Linked DNA regions of Mus musculus: region 1 is linked to region 2. A link is a loop called in an ENCODE intact Hi-C map of the cell type or tissue named here. Cell type or tissue: heart. All regions are shown on one strand.

Region 1 (8,000 bases), 550 kb after region 2:
ACCATGATGATAAGACTAAAATTCTGAAACTGTAAGCAAGCCCTCTTAAATGCTTTCTCTCATACGAGTTGCCTTGGTCATGGTGTCTCTCCACAGAATAGAACAGTGACGAAGACAGGGATATGTCACATTCAAATCATAGCAGAGGAGAAAGCAAGGGAAATGTGGAATGTGGGGGCTGGAGTGATAGACAGAGGCAAAGAAAGCTTTTGGCCATGACAGGGCTGGGAAGCAGGTGTGGTCCTGGGGAGAGAATGAAAGGAGCTGAGGACTGTTAGCTGAGATGGAGATAGGCCGTCATGGTGACTGTGGTGGCAGTGAACAAAACAAGATGGGGTTAGACAGGACAGGGAAACAGGCGTTTGAATTTGCCAGATACAGTGTGGCCCAATGGGTGATACAAGCTTTGAAGTCAATTAAGGGGGCAATAAAGCCTCACTGTCACTACTGTCACCACATCCTAAGTATTTAATGTAACCTCAGTTGTTGACTACTGAGCAGAAATGACCCTGACAGCACCCCTGTGGCAGGTTTCCAAGGAGGATGATGTGAGGTGATATTGGTGAAGCCAGTGCCTGGCTTTGACTGAGAATGTCCAAGGCTCCCCAACATCAAGCCGCCATTCACTGTATATGTGAGTGGGAGGTGTATGTGTAGGCATGTGGGTGTATGTTCATGTGATGCACATAGAAGTCAGAGGTCAACCTTGAACGCTGCTCCTCGGGGGGACACCAGCCTTGTCTTCTGAGACATGGGCATTCATTGGGACTTAGGGCTCACCACTAGGTGGCTGGCCAGTAAGTTCCAGGGATGTGTCTGTCACTGCCTCTTTAGCACTGGTATTACAAGATCAGGCCACCTGGGTGTGCCGTGTCACACATGTGGAGGGCAGAGGACAGCTTTACAGAATTGAGTCTTTCTTTCCACAGTGGTGTTTGAGGCATTGAACTTGGGTTGTCAGGTTTGGTGGTTAGTGCCTCTCTCCAGTGAACCATCTCACCAGTCTGCACCTGGAGTTTTATGTGTGTGCTGGGGGATGAGCTCACACCCCCATGCTTCTGCAGCATAGGTTTTATTTACTAGTCAAACCAGCCCCAAAGAGCCAGGCTGCTAAAGCAGTGTTTCTCAACCTGTGGGTCGCGACCCCCATACCAACCCTCTATCTCAAAAAAATATTTACATTAGGGTTCATAACGATCACAGAATTACAGTTATGAAGTAGTAACAAAAATAATTTTATGTTTTGGGGCTCACCACAACATGAGGAACTGTTAAAGGGTCGCAGCCTTAGGAAGGTTGAGAACCACTGTAAAAACCCTCCACACTTCTGGCTTCCTGGAAGAGCCTGGATTCTGAGCTCCACCCTGAAAAGTTCTGGGCTCCATTGGCCAGAAAGGGAAATTGGCTGCAGTCCAGGGGCTGGGGTGCTACCCAGAGAAGAAGATCTCTTCCCCCATTCCTATGCTGTAGACCAATGAAACTGCAAGGGCCGAGGTGGCCGCTGTGGCATTTCCAGGGTAAAAGGGCTCTGTCAAAGCTGATCTGAGTCTCTCCAACCTTCACTCGTGCCTTTTCAGGCACTCCCCCGAAATCCGAGGTGTGCTTTGGTGACTGATGGGCCAAGCTGTGACTGCCGCCTTCTTGTTAGTACAGATGTGCTTTGCAGCAGCTGTGACGGAAAGCCACACCTGTTGTCTAGATCAGCTGCTGTAACTCTACTCCTAGGAAAGCAGGCTAGTGAGAGGCCTCTTCCAAGTCCCCCTTTTCAAAGGCATGTGGAAAAGCCGGCATCTGCCCGTCACAGCAGCAGGGGAGCCTGCTTGGAAGGTCGTGGGGCCCTGGGAATCCCAGTCACTAACTGGAGTCTTCCAATTCAGCTTTACCCCAGCTGTACGCGAGCCAGAGCCCCTTCCTCGCTCCCCCATCACGTCGGAGTGGGGAAAACTGAGAAGCAGGAAGATGGCAGGGAGTCCTGCTGCTTCCAAGGAACCAGATGTTTCTAGGATCTCTGATTTCCCTGGGGACCTTCATATTTAACAAGGTGGCCTGAGCTGGAAGGATTCGGCACAAATTAGCGAACTGCAAAATGGACTGGGGACGTGAAAAAAAAAAAAAAAAAGACACCAGGGCTACGGATGAATCGGGAAGCTGAGCAGAGCTTGCTTTTCCCGGGCATCAGTCACGGAGACGCTGGCCATAGAGATCTGACACTACTACGAGAGAATTTGTTCCACTGAGCAGCGTTGGGTGTGACGGAGTTGGCGTTAGTGAGACCGGAACACCAGTCATTCCCAGAGCCTGGGGAGGCATGAGTCCCTCGCTGACATCCTGGGTACTGGGTAGAATCCAGAACCCCCAGGTCTTTGAGAAAATCTCAGCAAGATAAATCCAGGCTACACACTCTCTGTCACCTAGACCCACAAAGTAAGGCGCACGTGCCAATACACATTAAAAACCTGGCGGTGAAAAGCAGATGGTAAGCTGGCATTGCTGATGTCTGCGGTATACGCTCACATCCACATCAGCGCTTTTAATGACCACACGTCACTTCACGTTCAGGGGAGGAATCTCGGCCGGCATATTAGAATGGTGCCAAGGCCTCAGCAGGACAGCACCCTCTAATCCCCCAGCAGCCCTGGCAGCGCCCGGAAGAGATGGCGCATGTGGCAGGCAGCGCCCCGCCAGATGTAGGACACTGCTGACCCCTGCTGGTGTGGGCGCGTCTGCGGAGGAGAGCCCTAGGGAGAATTCAGACTGGAAAAAACTCGCAATCCGTCTGGGAGGGGTAGGAAGAAATACCCCAGCTCAGAATCTCCCCATCTGGAGATCCTTTGAAGAGACAAAGCAGACTTTAGAATAAAACCCAGACTGGATTTTCTGAGGGGAGTGCGACAAACTAGCGAACGAGTCCTCCCTCCAGCTTCTGTGGCCTGGAAAACCCTGGGGCCAGTTCTCTTGACGCTAAATTAGGAACCGGAACCGGGTGGTGGTGGTGCATGCCTTTAATCCCAGCACGTGGGAGACAGAGGCAGGGGGATTTCTGAGTTCGAGACCAGCCTGGTTTACAGAGTGAGTTCCAGGACAGAGAAGAAGCCCTATCTCAAAAAAAAAAAAAAAAAAAAAAAAAAAGGAAGGAAGGAAGGAAGAAAAGAAGAAAGAAAAATAAAAACTAAATTGGGAAACTTGGCAACACCCACTGCCAAATGCAATCATCAGGGAGACAAAAATAAAAGGGGGTGGAGGCGGGAGAAGGGAGAAAGACAACTTTCTCAAGTAGCTCAATAGTTTTCAGCCAGAATCATTATCTCTTTGCCTCCCCACCTCTTTCCAGAGTAGTTTCCTTATTTCAGCACAGAGACTTTGTATTTCAGCTTGATTTCTGGTGCTGTGACATTTTACCTTCCTTTCTGTGAGAGATGTTGCTATCATGGTATCTGGGTGCCTCCTGCTAAGAAACCTGGCATCTAGAGTATTTGCATCCGGTCTGAACTTTTTTTTCTTTTTCTTTTTTCTTTTTTTTTAAAGATTTATTTATTTATTTATTATATGTAAGTACACTGCAGCTGTCCTCAGACGCACCAGAAGAGGCATCAGATCTCATCACGGGTGGTTGTGAGCCACCATGTGGTTGCTGGGATTTGAACTTCGGACCTTCGGAAGAGCAGTCGGGTGCTCTTACCCACTGAGCCATCTCACCAGCCCTGAACTTTTTTTTCAAACTCATTTTACAAACAGGCAAAACACAGAACCCAACTATCCCAGGATCTCTACTGAAATAATCACAGGGACCCAAGGGGCAATTAGGGCCCTGCCAGTTCCAACAAACGCAGTCCAGAGGCCCCAGGCAGACGCAAAAGCCACCCATTGCTAAGTCTCTTTCTCTACCCAGAACTGGGTTAACAAGAACCTGCGTTCACCCCTACTGAACACTAAACACCATTGAGGGTGTATACGCAGTCCTCTACGCTGCCACCGTGTGGCCTCCTCTGGGTACTGCACTGAATTCACTCCTATCAAGGAACTGTGGCTTCTCACAACAGCCTCTAACCTGCTTGTTCCACTTCTCACCTCCTTATCATTCTCTCTTTTGTGTTATGCTGAGCATGGAACCCAAGGCCTCGAACATAAGTGCACACTCTACCATCAAACTACATCACTAGCCTCCAGTTCTCAATTTGACATCTGCAGCATTTGATGTTTGGTACGCACTTACGCTTACTTGTATAAAATTATTATGAAACATTTTAGATATATAAGATGTATAAAAAATAATACAACAAGGAATTGTTCCGGTAGTACCCTTTAGAGAATTGGACAGCAGATGTGTGTGTGTGTGTGTGTGTGTGTGTGTGTGTGTGTGTGTGTGTGTGTGGACAGACAGGTAGACAGACACAGAAAGAGGAATAGGCACATGTGCTAGTCGCTGGCCAATGCCATGTTCTCCAGGATGGGCCAGCAAGCTGAGGTCAGAGAAAGCCGGCAGTTAAAACACCAGCAGACTCAGTTTAGGTGCAAAGGCTAGGAATGCTGGTGTTCCATTTAGAAGGAAGGCAGGCAAGAGGAGTTCTTCCTGAGTGAGGAGGAACTCCACCTTCAGCTCAGCCTAGAGCATCTGATTGGACAGGCTCCCTCCTGTTAGGGAAGACTGTGTTTTATTCATTCTTCTGATTTCAATGTTAATCTTATCTCAAAACACCACAGCAGAAAGCTCCAAGATAACGTTTGACCAATTATCTGGACACCCCATGGCTCAGACAAGCTGGCGCTTTATAAATTTAACCATTATAACTGTATTGTGGAGTTTAGGAAATAAAACATTACAGATATAGTTTATGCCCCTCTTCCATTGCCTTTCTTTCTCTACCCACGAGTAAACACCATTTTGAGTTTGCTGTTCATCTTTGCCACACACAATTATAATTTTACCCTACCCTATGCTGCACATTTTAAATGATAAATTCCACAGCTTTCCTTCCTGGATCAATATTATACTGTAAGGTTCATCTGCATTGATGCATGTAAGTTTAGCTTATTAATTGCTACTGTTTTTAATATTGCATTGTTCTATAATTCATCTGTTTTATTGTATAGGGTTTTTTGTTATTTTAAATGGTTTCTATGGAAATTTTGATTTTTGTTTCTGGAGATTTGTCTTAGTTAGGGTTTTACTGCTGTGAAGACACCATGACCAAGGCAACTCTTATAAAGGACAACATTTAATTGGGGCTGGCTTACAGATTGAGAGATTCAGTCCCTTTTTATGAAGGTGGGAGCATAGTAGCATCCAGGCAGGCACAGTATAGGAGGAGCTGAGAGTTCTATATCTTCATCCGAAGGCAACTAGAAGACTGATTTCCAGGCAGCGAGGATGAGGGTCTTAAAGCCCACACCCACAGGGACACACTTCCTCCAACAAAGACACACCTCCAATTAGTGCCACTCCCTGAGCCAGGCATATTCAAACCACCACAAGAGTGACCCAAAGTTTAAACCTGGGACCTTGCCCATGCTCAGCATGCACTCTACCATCAACCTACAGCCCAGTCCTTAGCAATTCTTGCTTGCTTCGTGTGGTGCACATTCACATTCTTGACTAGTCTACTGGGAAGTGAAATTAATAGCCTTGAGTCTGGACACTTTTCACACCACTGCATCGTTGCCAACACTTGCTTGGTTACCACCCCCTTTTCATATCCACGTTGTTATGGGACCACATAACATCAGGTTTCTTAACTATGTTAGCACAGTTGACAATCGCTCGTAAGGCCATTCTTCAATAGGATCGCCTTCTACCTCTCTTAATCTTTTCCCAGTTCTGCCCTTGACTCCTTTCCCTTTGATTTGAAGAATTACATATTGTGACCAGTTACCCTTCTTTCAAGTAGACACTTTCTGCTCAGTTTTTTCCAAATTAGTGGCTTCTGTCTCTTACCACCATAATGGTTTCTAGTGAGGTATAATATATATAATTCACCCGTTTTAAGTGTGTAATTTAATGATTTTTAGAAATCAGTTTAAAGAGTTGTGTAACTGTTGCCACAGTCCAGTTTTAGAACATTTCCAACACCACAAAGCAATTCCTCCCACCCACATGCAACCAACTGCAGTTCCCACCCCTAGCCACAGACAGCCACAGATGTGCTTTCTGTCTCATAAATTTGCTTTTCTAGACATTTTATATAAACGAAATGACATGATATGAGGCCTTTTGCCTCTGTCTCTTTTCAGTTTGAAAAATGTTTTGTAAGGTTTGTTCTGGCTGAAGTTGAGCTGGTTGCTTTTCTTTACTGGAGAGTAGTGCTCCCTCAGTTGTGCTCCCTCACACGAACAGGGAACATCCCATTTGTTTGCCAGTCGGGGGAGTATCTGGCTGATGGTATATCTCTCAAGGAACGAATCTCAAGCTAGATGTGGTGGCACACACTTGCAACCCAGGACTCAAGAAGCGTATGCAGGGCTGGAGAGATGGCTTAGTGGTTAAGAGCACCGACTGCTCTTAAGAAGGTCCCGAGTTCAAATCCCAGCAACCACATGGTGGCTCACAACCATCCGTAATGAGATCTGACGCCCTCTTCTTGTGCACCTGAAGACAGCTACAGTGTACTTACATATAATAATAAATAAATCTTAAAAAAAAAGAAGCGTATGCAAGAGGATTGCCATAAGTTTGAGGTCAGCCTGGGCTGCATAGCAAGATCCTGTCTTAAAAACAAAACAAACATAAAATAATAAAGAAAAAATACAAGAGAGAGAGATGGGGGGGGAGACAAGAGGCTACAAATAATCACATAAGATGTATGTGGTATAAACATTTCATTTTTAAAAAGATTTCTTTTATTTTACAATCACCAAAACTTCATTCAACCCCCAGCTGGATAAATAAAAGAAAATCACACAACATATTATAGTACAATTGCTGGAAACCAAAGACAAAGAAAAGTCTTACAAAGAGCTATCAGGAAAAAAAATTAAAGCACATTACATACAGGAGACCAAATGGGAACTGAAAATGAGGGCTGGTGGGCGGGCTGGGGGGCTGGCTGGCTGGCTGGCTTGATTTCTCTTGCTTAAATTTTGAAGCAGGTTCTTGTTATATAGTTCCTCAGCCTTGTAAGAGCTTACAGGGCTACACTCCCATTCCCAGAATCGACACAATGACTTCCTTCTAAATAGCATTAGCACAATTTCCCCTTTTCCATATTTTTCATGGCTTTAGATATAAAGTTCACTTATTACAGATAGTAGCAAATAATTGAGTATTACTTAAAACTCCAGTCAGGTACACATAGTACTGTACTCAGTACTGTACTCAGTACTTAGGATTCCAAGCCAGGCTTCAAAAAAACGGCAGTCTGCATTAAACAACCTGTCTTTAAAAGGAAGTGTTTAGGAGGATGGAGAGATAACTTAGCAGTCAAGAGCACTTGCTGTTCTTGCAAAGGACCTGGGTTTGGCTCCTAGCACCCAAAGGCAACTCAAAACTGCCTGTAACTCCACTTCTAGAGGATCTGATGTTTGTTTTTTTTTTCTGGTCACCATGGGCACCAGGCATGCATGTGGCACACACATATACAAAATATAAATATTTTAAAAGTAGATTTATTTACTTGTTATGTGTACAGCATTCTGCCTGCATGTATTCCTATAGGCCAGAAGAGGGCGCTGGATCTCATTACAAATTGTTATGAGCAACCATGCGGTTGGTGGGAATTGAACTCAGTACCTCTGGAAGATCAGACAGCACTCTTAACCTCTGAGCCATCTCTCCAGCCCACAAAATGTACATCTTAAAAACATAAGACAAGTTTCAATGAAGTCTATAATGTTTGCATTTACTATGGACGATTAATAGGGTTAGGATTGAGCCTGTCTCCCTGCTCTCTGTTTTCTGTGTGTCTCCTCTGTTCCCTTTACCTGTTCTCTGTTGTCTGCTTTTACACTGAGTATATATATTTACATATTATATTTACATATTATATACATATAATATGTAAATGAAG
Region 2 (8,000 bases):
GCATTTTTTTATTTTATTTTATTTTATTTTATTTTATTTTATTTTATTTTTTGGTTTTTGAGATCAAATTTCATATAACCCAGGCTGACCTCAAACTTACTATTTAGCTGAGGCTGACCTTGAACTCTTAATTCTTCCCCCTCCACCTGAATTCGGGGGTTTTAGGAACCCTGCAGAACATTGCTATGCCATCTCCATGAGGAGCTGTGAGGCAGGCCCTGGACCCACCCCTGTGGATGACTGTACATCCAGGGGGCTCAGAGGACTTTCAAAATCCAGCTGCAGTTCTCAGATGAGGATTCCCTGCTATTCCTTGTCACTGGGCATTGGGCCTTCAGAGGCAGGGGAGTGGCTCGCTCATCTGGTACACCTGGAGCACGTCACTGAGGCTTCCAGGCACTGACTGAGAACTGATCATCTCCTGCTCTTTGTCTAGTGGTCAGAGCCCCTGGTCTCTGTATGGGACTCAAGCAAAGTAGTCTACTACCTGGTAGGAGACAAAAAGCTGTGGTACAGGCACACGATCATCACCCTCAGCTTCCAGGTACATCAACCCTCTCCTGTGTGGCCTCCATCTGTCTCTCCTGCTCCCACCTGTGACCGTGACGGGAAGGTGACCTGGGAGGAGTTAGGGCTGGCCTTATTTGAAGCCTGTGTCTACTTTAGATTAACCCAGAGATTTCAAACACAATGAATGCAGGGAGAGAAAAATACCAGACATTGAAAGGAATTATGGGAGCTGGAATTATTCTCAGCTCATTCTGTAAACATTAACACTGTTACTCTAGACCTGGCTCCTCTCCCCCAGAAAGCTCTCAGCCCAGAGAGGAGACACACATGTAGGTAAATAATAGGCTGTGGATTATCCATGGTAGAGGATAACAGATGAATACTAATATGTGTTGCATTTTGTGGGTGGTGAATTTAGTCCCAACCCACCTATTCAGACATAGTCTATTTATGTAGCCAAGGCTGTCCTAGATCTCCCTATGTAGACCAGGATGGCCTCACAGAGATCCACCTGCCTCTGCCTCCCAAGTGCTGGGATTAAGGGTGTGCGCCACCACTGCCCGGCTCCTCATTTTTAAAAAACATTTTACTACTACTTTGATAATCTCTGCTTTCCTGGCCATGTCTCTTGTGGTGAGCCTCTTTTCCTGAGAAGTAATGTATTCTAACTCAACTGGAGACTAAGTAAAGGGGCTTCTTTTAACAAGAACTGTAGGTTAGACCTTGGGAATAGCTTTCTCCCTGTCTAGACTGAGAGACCCTGAGATTACCTAAGGGCTAGCTAGTGACCTCTTCCCCATAGACCTCCAGATGTGGACGGCATGTAAGTTGATGACATCCATGCTCCCTGAAAGCAGAAGACATTCAAGAGGAAATCTGAGGTCACCTAAAAGTCGCCCTGCAACCTCTTGCTCTGGACCCACCAGGGAGGGCCATCACATCTGGGTCCTGACAATGTTTGCATCTTTTCCAATCCTGGCTCTCTTCTCTCTAGTCAGGACAGTTCAATGAGGACATGATCCCCACTGTGGGTTTCAACATGCGAAAAATCACCAAAGGGAATGTGACCATCAAGGTGAGGGAGGGCGACAGCGGCACCTGGGAAGTGCCAGCCAGGGGAGGGGAGGGTGGCAACCGGCTGGGCTGCTGGAGGACTGGGGAAAGGGAGCTGAAGATAGGCACTGTAGACGTAGGAGGGGGAAGGAGCTGTGACCTTAGGGTGGGGGGAGACTGCAGAAGGGAAGCTAAGAACCCAATGGCTTTCAGTTGTCTGCCTGCTCCTGAGGCCACCTTCTCCCTATCCTCTTCTCTCTCAGCTCTGGGACATTGGGGGGCAGCCCCGTTTCCGAAGCATGTGGGAACGCTACTGCAGAGGAGTGAGCGCCATTGTGTAAGTAGGGTCTCCCCACCCTCCCGCCTGCAAGCCATCAGGCCTGATGCAGAACCACACACATGGTCCCTGTTAATGCCTGCTGCCTGGACGTGGCCTGCTTTTATTATTTTGCATACTGTTTATTTGAATATATATATATTTTTAAAAAAGAATTTATATTTTTTTAAAAAAGAAAATTGTAATATATATACAGATCTGATCAGCCAGCCTACAGTGTCTCTCCCAATCCAAATCACCATGTCTTGAATTTTGGGTAGTTTAAGTGACTCCTTCCTTTGCCTGTTAATTTTATCCAGACAAGGGATGTAACTTGGTCTGAAAGCTCTAGCATATATAAGGCTCTGGGTTCAACTCCAGTCTCACACACACTCTGGATTCAACTCCAGCCCCCCTCCCCCCACCTCACATACACACACAAATAAAAAAAAGTATGCCCAGTTTAGTTTTCTTAATAGAATAAACAGTGTTTTGTCTTTTTGTTTTTTGAGACAGGATCTAACTATGTAGACCCGTCTGGCCTGGATCTCACTATATAGAAAGACCATGCTGCCCTCTAACTCATAGACTTCCCCCTCTCACGTGCTAGGATTAAATGCATGCATACCATTCCCAGTTTAAACTTTTTTTTTTTTTTGGTATATTTTGTTTTGTTTTGTTTTTCAGACAGGGTTCTTCTGTGTGGTCTTGGCTGTCTTGGAACTCGCTCTGTAGACCAGGCTGGCCTTGAACTCACAAGAGATCTACCTGTCTCTGCCTCCTGATCAGCTTAAACCTGAGTTTTTATACAAGCATTGTAGCCAGGTGGTGGTAGCTGGCACATGCCTTTAATCCCAGCACGCAGGTGGCAGAGGTAGGCTGATCTCTTGAGTTGGTGGCTAGCCTGATCTACATAGTTCCAGGACAGCCAGGGCTACACAGAGAAAAAAAACCCTGTCTCAAAAAAAAAAAAAAGAAAAGAAAAGAAAAAAGGAAGGAAGGAAAGAAAGAAAGAAAAAGAAAATAGCATTGTACCCTGTCCCTTGGTAGGGAGGCCTTTCCTTTTCTACTCTGGTCCTATCTAGGCTTTCCATGAAAATGTAAATGGGTCACTTTGGGCCCGACTCACAGCTAATCCTACAGGCTCCAGTTCCACAGAGGACTGAGCCTGCAGTGCTTCACACCTATGTTTGGGAAAGTGTTCTCTGAGTCAGACCAGGGTAGTCCATTTCTCCAGAGGCGACCAGGCTGGAACTGGAGGCCTTCTTCCCCTCAGCAGCTCCTCTTCCTGTGTGCCTCAACCCACGGTATCCCTCACTGCCTTCCCCAGGTATATGGTGGATGCTGCGGATCAGGAGAAGATCGAGGCCTCCAAGAATGAGCTCCACAACCTGCTAGACAAGCCACAGCTACAAGGCATCCCGGTCAGCTGGAGATGGAGCGGGTGGGAGAGGGAGCTGATCAGAAATCACGGGGCGGGGGCGGGGGAGGGGGGGAGCGCCGTACAGCCGAGGTACCCAGGTATCCTTGCTCTAACTCTCCCCGGCTTGCTTCCTGTATAGGTCTTAGTCCTTGGTAACAAGCGAGACCTCGCCGGAGCGCTAGATGAGAAGGAGCTAATCGAGAAAATGTGAGCTGAGTGGCCTTTCTTTGTGTGCTTCAGCTCCCCCAAATTCCCCAGCTGCCGAAGGCTTCTGGGCTGGGCTTGTTGCTGTTCTTGGTGTTTACCACATGGTGGCAGCAGAACGTATCTTTCCCAGAAGCCTCGCCCTCCTCTTGTAGACCTTTTACTGAGAAAAACACCCTGCCCTTCCCTGGTCCCTTAACTGCTCCAGCATCCGCTGACTCCTCTCTGGTCTTCCCGCAGGAACCTGTCTGCTATCCAGGACCGAGAGATCTGCTGCTACTCCATATCCTGCAAAGAGAAGGACAACATAGGTGCGTGGCTTGGGGAAGTTGCTGGCACTCTGCCAGGAGTGGCTGGGCTGAAGGGAAAGATACTTCTGATGCGGTATCTGGGAAGTCCATACCGAGCCACTTTGTCCTTGGGTGCAGCAGGCAGCTAGGAGGCCCCAGTTCTGGGTGTTACCCTAGCCCTGCCCCCTCTTCCACTTCTGAGATTGGTTAGAGCAGGTATTCCAGTCCCTTCTTTGCTAGCTGTGGCTTTGTGTCTTTTATATCACTAGCTTGGAGCTTTTGGTGCGGGGGGTGGGGGTGGGGGGGGGTGGAGCTGGGGGTGGGGGGTGGGGGGGGGTGGGGTCACAGCTCTAAGCTTGATCCAGGCTGCCATTGCAGGAACCTGGCTTAACTGTTCATACCTCCCAGGCCCTTCTCACACAGGGAGGCCTTACAACTTTCTCTCTTGTCTCCCCTCAGACATCACCCTACAGTGGCTTATTCAACACTCAAAGTCACGGAGAAGCTGAGACTGTGGCTCTTCTTCTGACTAGGGACCACAGTCACCTAACCTGAAGCCGAGCTCCCCGCCCACCCTGTTGTCTCTCCCTAAGCCCACTCCTCCTCACCCAGTGTGGGGAGGGCCCTCTGGGGCTCCTAGAGCCCTATTCTGCTGAGGTTTCAACTCCTGTTTTTATTGTAAAATAATTGCCCTCTCCCCAAGTCTGGTCCCCTAACCTCTCTCCCTTGCTCTCTTTTTCCCTTCAGCTACCCCACTCCCCTCCCTGTCAACAGCCCTGGCCCCGCAAGCCCTCTCCTCACTCTCTGCCCCACCCTCCTCTTCCCCTTTCAACACTCTGTTATTGTCCTGTGTGTACAGTATATATATGTATATATATTTTAATTTTTTAATTTAAGCAAAGACTAAGATCAACCATTTGATGCTGCAGGGGCCAATCGGGACCTGGGAGGGGCAAACTGGAAAGGCAGAGAGAGATGCAGGGTCGATGTGGGGCAAGTTCATATGCAGAAGAGGGGAGACTGCCACATAGGGCAGTGGTTGTCCCCATGTCCTGTAAAGTATCTCTGTCTCCCAGTGGAGGACCTGAATTTGAAGGCCAGCAGGAGCCTCCTTTTCTGTCCCCAGCCTTGATAGGGCCACCAGGTACAACCAGGTCTAAGAGGGAGGACCAGGGTCCATGTCGTCCCAGCAACCCCCACTGTCACTGTTCCTGGCCCCAGGTCCTGCCCCTACCCAGGGTCCCCACCTCCACGGCCCATCTCATTTTCTGTTCTCATTTCACAGAGTTGTACAAGGAGAGAACTCAGCATGGGAGGGTTGGTTCTTTGGTTTTGTTTGTTTGTTTGTTTGTTTGTTTAATTTAATAATTTGTAAAGTGATGTTCCTCTTCCTTTTTACAGTTTTCAGCTCATATTTAACCTCTGTTTGGAAAACGATCCTTGTAACTGTACATTTTTTTTTTTGCCTCCTAATAATGACAACAATAAATTACCAATTTTGTGTTGGGGGGTGTGTATGGTGCTGGTTGTTTCCCACAGATATCACCGACCAGCGGACCCACAGGGGCATGAGCACCACTACACATCATACACAGGGATGACCACAGGGTGCCACACCTACAGGGAACACATACTCACGCTCTCTGGAAACACAGTGGCCTATCACGTGTGCTCACACTGGGACAGCAGCCCACACGTGTTTCTGGGCCCTGCTTGTTGTCTGCTTCTCACTCCTGTACGCTGACAGCTGCCAAGTGGCACTAAGCAGGTCTGTTAGAGGAGCTGCCCAGACCTGGGCCTTTCATGTGGCATTCAAACTGAATTGCTCTCCATCATAAACACTTAAGCTCATGGCCCCCTCTCAGTCTACACCTGCTTGTTCCCATATAGCCAGAGTGGAGCCAGAACAGAACTCTGCATCCTCTCATCACACTCAGTGCCCACCAAGAAGAAATCAAATGTCCTCAGGGGTATACTGGGCCTGCAGAGTCTTCCTTTGTCATCCTTGCTGTCCATGCTATTGGTCTCTTGGAAAGGACCCAACCAGGGCTGGAGAGATGGCTCAGCCGTTAAAGGCTAGGCTCACAACCAAAAATCTAAGAAAAGGACCCAACCATTTGTTAACTCGATGGATAGAATTCCTACCCTGCCTGTCTAGCTGGAGCTCACAGCCTCAGTTCTTGTGGGCCCTCCTTGATCCAATGTGAATCCAACCACAGCTAGTTTTATACTGACCCTCGATCTCTTGGGTCCCCCTCCCCCACTCCCTGTTCTGCCTCCCCTTTGCCTGGAAATAGAGACTGGAATGTTCCGTGTAGAATAAGCAATCTCTTCACCCTGCATCTGCAGTAAGAAACAGCCACATCTGTCCTTGGTTTGTGAGAGGATTTGGGTGAGGCCACTACTCAGCCGTGAATATATCCAGCCTGGAAGAGGATCTCTTATTGCTGGGGGGATTTGAAGACAGGGTCTGGAGATTTAGCTCATTGACAGAGCGCTGATGGAGCATACAATAGACCAGGCCCTGGCTTCCATTGACTGCATGGGGGAAAAAGATTTGAGGAAAAACTGGATGGTGTTTGCTGCTTCTCAGGAGCTTTCCAACCCCTTACAAGGATAAGATGCACCCCCTAGGGGCTGGAGAGATGGCTCAGTGGTTAAGAGCACTGATGCTTTTCCAGAGGTCCTGAGTTCAATTCCTAGCAACCACATGGTGGCTCACAACTGTCTGTAACAGGATCCAATACCCTCTTTGGTGTGTCTGAAGACAGCAACAATGTACTCACATATATAAAATAAATCTTTAAAAAAAAAAAAAATGTGACCCTTAGTTGGGAAGGAGGATGGGCCCAGGCTCTGTCTTTTGCCTTGCCTGCTTCAAGGAAGTCGCTGTGCTTCTATGCCTATATCTGGAGAGGACCATTGTTCTCAGCCATTGAGGATGTTGCAGCACTGAGCTGCCGCTTGGGTCCTGTGTTCTCCAGATGCGATTTGATGATGAGCCTGTTATCACTGCATGCAAAATCAGTACCCTGCACAGTGAATTCATACAACAGGCATGCAGCGGGGGCTAAACAACCTGTTCTTGGATAGGGAATAAACTATGGATAGTATGCATATAAACCTACATGTATAAACAACATCATGGTTGGGTCCTCTGAGGGCAAAAGTAGATGAGTTAATATCTGGCCAAGGGGCTGGAGAGGTGGCTCAGAGCATGTACTGCTCTTCCAGAGGACACAGGTTTGGCTCCTAGGACATGTGTCAGGTGACTTCTGACCTATGTGGGTACTGTGTCCATGTGCACATACTCCACACACATACACATGATTAAAAATGGTAAAAAAAAAAAAAAAAAAAAAAAGTAGTTTAAAAGCAAGTCTAAGCCGGGCGGTGGTGGCACATGCCTTTAATCCCAGCACTTGGGAGGCAGAAGCAGGCGGATTTCTGAGTTCGAGGCCAGCCTGGTCTACAAAGTGAGTTCCAGGACAGCCAGGGCTATACAGAGAAACTCTATCTCGAAAAAACAAAAACAAAAAAGCAAGTCTATTCCATATTGCTAGAGATTTGAATCCCAAAAGGCACTGAACTTTGCCAGATGCTTAGAACACCATCCTCTTCCTCTTTAACAATGGGCATGGGTCCCAGAGCTTGGAGCACACTCGGCAAGGAGTCTACCCCTGGGCTCCAGCTCCAGCATATGATGCATCTGGCCTCATTTAATGACCATAGGCCTCTGTGAAGGAGAGATCGTTCCGGTTTCCAGAGTGAGAAGCTGAGACTGAGGTTGAAGCAGGTATACTCAGGGCCCAGGGTGACGGGTGGAGCCGAGACAGAACAAAGATAACCCGTGGGGAATGTCAGGGGATGCCTCTCCCCTGGCATCGGGCTCCGAGGACTGTGGATGTCATCATCTTTTTCCTGAGCATCCCAGCTCAAAGCCACTGCCCACCCTTGAGCAACAACCCCTCCCCCTGAAGCCTGGGACCCCTGAACAACAAATCCCACATTGTTCCTTGGCTGGCTCAGGCTGGAGGGATAGTGGCTCTTTCCCAAGACTGGCTGGACTGCTGACTAGCTTTGCAAGCCATTCACGTTGGCAGGCTTGGAAGGTGGCAACGGGGTAGGGTCTAAGAGCCACCATCTCCCGCCTCCCCCCTCCCATTCCCCTTCAGCTCTGGGCCAGCCAGCAGGCAAGAGGGAG

What was found. Peaks named below come from ENCODE experiments on the same cell type or tissue, not always from the same donor. Only the 100,000 strongest peaks of a DNase experiment are listed, where the experiment ranks them.
Region 1: a loop joins it to region 2, with 2.8 times the contacts of the local background. A loop is called at or near these places in 3 of 42 quality-filtered maps.

What each region holds. Positions count from the first base shown.
Region 1 is chr1:135,696,850-135,704,849 of GRCm38, forward strand. No RefSeq gene overlaps it. Among named protein-coding and RNA genes, the nearest start is that of Gm32835, 13 kb to the left of the region's middle. In heart, CTCF peaks have their summits at 779 (motif pointing right), 3,976 (motif pointing left) and 7,651 (motif pointing right); DNase peaks (open chromatin) are centred at 1,722, 2,272, 2,682 and 3,962; H3K4me3 peaks cover 1,417 bases; H3K27ac peaks cover 1,491 bases.
Region 2 is chr1:135,150,967-135,158,966 of GRCm38, forward strand. It overlaps Arl8a (ADP-ribosylation factor-like 8A), which reads left to right. Exons shown (of 7, transcript NM_026823.2): 2 at 1,505-1,585; 3 at 1,827-1,900; 4 at 3,210-3,303; 5 at 3,442-3,509; 6 at 3,747-3,817; 7 at 4,256-5,302. The coding sequence ends at 4,305. Among named protein-coding and RNA genes, the nearest start is that of Arl8a, 8.1 kb to the left of the region's middle. In heart, a CTCF peak has its summit at 3,605 (motif pointing right); DNase peaks (open chromatin) are centred at 3,635 and 5,515; H3K4me3 peaks cover 1,317 bases; H3K27ac peaks cover 1,216 bases; H3K27me3 peaks cover 2,577 bases.